Regions from separate parts of the Homo sapiens genome. Here region 1 is linked to region 2. Evidence: chromatin loops called from intact Hi-C (ENCODE). Cell type or tissue: GM12878. All regions are shown on one strand. Region 1 overlaps CSNK1G3 (casein kinase 1 gamma 3). Region 2 has its middle 25 kb from the start of CEP120.

Region 1 (2,500 bases), 97 kb before region 2:
AGGATTGAATCTAAAATAAATTGAGAAGTCAGATTTTCTTTTTACATCTAAAGTTCACTCTTGGTGGTCCACTGACCAGAGCCCTCCTGGTACCTGAATACTGACTTCTATACAACCATTATAACCATAACACCCTCCTTCTTAGTTTTTTGCAATGGAAAAGCTACATCACTACTGTACTGGAAGTTAAAATACCTAGATTTTGATCCTGAGCTTGTTATTCAATTGTTGTGAACATCTGACAATTCATTTTCCCTCACTGAGTTCCAATTGCCTTGAATATAGAGTTAGGAAGCTTAATTAGACCAGTGTTTCCCAAACTTGCCTAATTATAATAACCTGAATCAATACTCTGAGCCCCTTGTTAAGAATATAGACTCCTGAGCCCCACCCCAAACATACTTGGGGCAGAAGGAAGGGTAAAAGGAAAAAATTAAATTACAATGATGTAAATTTCATTAATTGTATGCAGTTTCAGTATATTAACTTGACTTTAAGCCATACCTATGCCCCAAAAGTTATCAATTACTAAACATTTTTGAATCTGAAAAAGTGGCCTAAATATCATTCCTAAAGAACATTGCAAAGGCTTTACTGGCAGCTATTTCAGCCTACTGGGCTATTTTAATTTAATTGTTTGTTTTCTCATAATCTGGATAGTCAATCTCTGGATGGCTAAAGTAGACACTCCTATACTAGGGAATTCCTTACACATGAAAATACAACTACAAAAGAAATTTCCAACATCTTTATTCTTTAAAATTACCACAACCATTAAACAACTAAACAATTAAATAACTAAATCATTTTCATTAAAAAGTATCTTCCAATTTTTAAAATGTTTCTAACATAATGGAATAAACAAAATAGTCTTACCTAATCGTAATTCTCCAAAATTGCCACATCCAATTTTTTTTCCAACTCTAAAGTTAGGTCCAACCATTAAAACTCCAGACGATGAAGACCCAGTTCCTCGAGTGTTGTGTCCCGATCGACCACTAGGTCGTGCCATTCTATCATCTGATTTGTCCTTGTCTTTCTTTTTATTTTCCATATCAAGTTTGCGGTACTCCACTTTGAATTCTTTAATCAAGACAAGCACACTGAAACAGGGTATTGTGAAAATAGGTACATCACTAGGTAACTGTACCAGATGGGTAATGTTAACATTCAAATTGCAGTAGGTAGTCAATTAACTGGAGCATGTTCATCCCATTCGTAAAATTTTTCTTAGTGTCTTTTCAGCAAAACATGTCTTCAAAATTATCTTTTCAATGATGTGAGCTGATATTGATAGAGAGCTAGAATATTAAGAAAAGGAAATTAGTCAACTAAGAATTTTAAAATATATGTCTGGGAAATTAGATAACATAACAAAAGCTTAGGCAAGAATTACTGCTATCTATTGATGCCCATTGAAATCAAACCACAGTATACTTTTAAATTAACCACTACCCTTTATTTATATACCTTAATAACAAAGATACGAAACAAAGATATCAGGGATTCAATTACTTCTTAAAAATTAAAGGAACAAAATTATACTGTTTCATAAATCAACATACATTCACTAATATAAACCTCCCAACTTAAAATTACCTCAATTAGACAAAAAGTACTCAAAAAATTCCAGTAAGTCAACATAAGATTTTCAATTTAAAAGTAGAAAGAGAATGAATTATAAAAATAAAATACCTTAATAAAAATATATTCCCCATGTTCATATACTTAATAATTTTCAAAGTCTTTTTTAAATATATATTATCATATGATTTTCATTTATTCAAGTATTACCTTATAATTACACATGGGATTGGAGCATAGAACTGACAATATCAAGAACATTCTTCCCACCCCTCAAAGAAAACAATTAATTCTTATATAACATTTAACGTGGGCCTTAAAAACATAAATGTAATTTCACAAGACTGTGAAATGTTGACAGGCATCAACCTTATCAGATGCAGAAATTAGGTATTAAATTTCTAACATGCAGATAAAAACATTAAAGCTCAAAATATTTTTCAAGGCTTTTGGAAGAGTCTGCCCCATTCATAGTCTCTGGGAATTGCAGTGATCAAATGTACCTTAATTCTGTGGTAATTCTGCACCTTTACAGGATTTCCCTACTTTTGTTTGAACAAATTGAGTGGGCTATCATTCGTTGCTATTAAAGAAGTTATAAATTCAAAATATAGTCACTAATGAAGAAACAAGGATTGATATCAAATACTTATTCCTATTACAAAAATTTTCTAATTATATAATGCAACCATAAAAAGGGTTGAAACGGACAGTATTTTCTGATTAATTTTCAGCAACCCCCAAATATACAATTACTGTTACAAGTAGTGACTAACTGGGGCCGGTGGTGTAGGCAATAAGGGAATTTACCAAGACAGTTGGTAAAGAAAGGCAGGCTTATTAGAAAAAGTAGGAAAACACTTTGCAAGAAAGCAATGGGCAGATGAGCAAGAGAGGAGCTGACTGAAAAGAGACT
Region 2 (2,500 bases):
GAACCTTCACAGTTCTTGACAACACTGACATTTGTAATTAACATCATGGTCTCTTCTCTGGAGTTCTAGTAAATAGAAACATTTCATGTGTTTAAAATGGATAATTTTTCAGAATGTATAAACAGTAGTTTTACTGTCATATGGAGAGGAGATACAGAGGTATGTACACAATTTGATCACCCCAATAAGCCCTTAGAAGTACCAGTACTTGCATATCTAGAAATTCTGATTGTCTGGGTCCTTAGAGTTGATACAGCCTAGGGACTAACAAAACTCATATGAGATCGATAAATAGTTCATAATGCCTGTGCGTTCATTTACATCAAAAAATATAATCTCCGGCCAGGTGCGGTGACTCATGCCTGTACTCCCAGCATTTTGGGAGGCCAAGGCAGGCAGTTTGCTTGAGCCCAAGAGGTCGAGACATGCCTGGGCAACATGGCAAATCCCTGCCTCTACAAAAAAATATATAAAAATTAGCCAAGCATGGGGTTGCATGCCTGTAGTACCAGCTCCATGGGAGGCTGAGGTGGGAGGATCACTTGAGCCTGGGAAGTCGAGGCTGCAGTGAGCCATGATCATGCCACTGTGCTCCAGCCTGGACATCAGAGCAAGACCCTGGTCTCAAGAAAAAAATACATAATTTCCAAGTGTATCAGAAGTTTGCCAGAAAAAGAACAAGTAAGTGCAACTCTTACATGCAAATCAAATGTAACAATTAAAGAGATAAATGCTCTCAATGATTAGTCTCACCAAGTCTGGTTACATGCATGACCACTCAGTCCAGGTTGATTATTCATATCACTTCGTCAATGTGCTCCCTTTTCTGAGTAATGCTGAATAACCACAAATTTTACTTTGGAAGATGTTCTTTTTCCAAAAATCCATACAGATCATTCCCTCCCTATAAATACCTATTTTCTTCAGACAGAGAGCAATTCCACTGATTAAGTTTTAGCTTTCATTGTCACAATTTCTTTCTAGTAATTTAATTTCATTGAAGATACAACCTTTGTACTTTGGCCAGACTCGGTTGTTCCCAAACCTCTTCTGCTACTCATTTAGAGATAATAAAATGTCTAGTTTCACTAGTTGTGTTTTCACTTTCAAGTTCGTTCTGACTTTCTTAAGCTTACATTCTAAAAACATGAAATCAGCCATAGATTATGTGGTTTTCATTCTTTTGTTTTCAAGGTGTGGTTCCCAGGCCACTATCATTGGCATCACCTGGGAACCTATTAGAACTGCAGCCTCTGGTTCTCCACCCTAAACCTATTGAATCTGAAATTCTGGAGGAGGAACCCAGTAACCTCTGGTTTAATGTGCCTGCAGCTGATTCTAAGGCATGCTAAAGAGCCACCATATTAGTTAAATCTCACTAGATGACTAAAGTGAATTTGTCTAGAGGGCTGTTGAAATTATTGAAAAATATGTAATCTGCTTAATTAAAAACAATATGGTCATTGACTGGAAATATTTTGTTGTGTATGAAAAATCTGTTAATCATGTTAATATTTGCTATCATTGGGAGAAGCTGGATGGACAATGCATAGTACCTCTCTGTACTATTTTTATTATTTATTTATTTAGAGACAGGTCTTACTCTGTTGTCCAGGCTGGACTGCAGTGACACAATCTTGGTTCACTGCAGCCTCAACCTCCAGGACTCAAACAATTCTTCCACCTCAGTCTCCCGAGTAAGCAGGATTACAGGTGCATGCCACCATACCAGGCTTTTGCTTTTTTTTTTTTTTTTTTTTTGCAGAGATGGGGTCTCACATGTTGCATAGCCTGGTCTTGAACTTCTGGGCTGAAGTGATCTACCCACCTCTGCCTCCCAAAATGCTGGGATTACAGGTGTGAACCACCATGCCTTACCTGTACTATTTTTATAACTTGTTGTGAGTCTATAATTATTTCAAAATTAAAAATTAAAAAACCTTTAAAATATATTTTTATTATTAAGGGAATTTGCTTTCATATAGGAAGAATTAAGGTAGCCTCGTGGCACATAAATGAGAAAACAAAGATGTTCACCTATGCTATCTGTGTTTTACTGAAATCTCCCTTATGCTTTTTTTCATCCTATCAGTGAGAGGGAAAGTGAGAAACACATCAGTTCTAAAGATCCAATGTCTACTTGGGCACTATATGACAAACCAAAAACAAGTTGATATTCCCCCCAAATTAAAAAAATTGCAGAATATGTAATTATATTCACAAAAAGTTTTGTAATTAATAAATATCAGAGTTTAATTCACATAAGTATAGGTGTTAAGTTTTACAGATTTTCAACAGGATTGTGCTTCAAAGGATAAAATTGACCACATTAAAGGTTGGATGATTTTTCTGTTCTTGCCCTCAAAGGAGCAGGTGCCAAATGGAATTAGACATGCAAAAACTATGCGAATTTCAGACATTTTTAAAGGAACTCTGTGTGAAAATTTTCCATCATATATGGTTTGAGACCAAAACATTCTAATATGGTAAAAATTAATAG

The links. A loop is a pair of places that touch in the nucleus more often than their neighbours do. Peaks named below come from ENCODE experiments on the same cell type or tissue, not always from the same donor. Only the 100,000 strongest peaks of a DNase experiment are listed, where the experiment ranks them.
Region 1: it touches region 2 in a loop (2.1-fold over the local background); 2 of 110 quality-filtered maps call a loop at or near these places.

The regions. Positions count from the first base shown.
Region 1 is chr5:123,544,218-123,546,717 of GRCh38, reverse strand. It overlaps CSNK1G3 (casein kinase 1 gamma 3), which reads right to left. Exons shown (of 14, transcript NM_001364140.2): 2 at 877-1,301. The coding sequence starts at 1,054. Among named protein-coding and RNA genes, the nearest start is that of CSNK1G3, 33 kb to the right of the region's middle. In GM12878, a CTCF peak has its summit at 997; no DNase peak of the experiment used is centred here.
Region 2 is chr5:123,446,828-123,449,327 of GRCh38, reverse strand. No RefSeq gene overlaps it. Among named protein-coding and RNA genes, the nearest start is that of CEP120, 25 kb to the right of the region's middle. RefSeq lists a silencer at 983-1,092. In GM12878, no CTCF peak of the experiment used is centred here; DNase peaks (open chromatin) are centred at 800 and 1,157.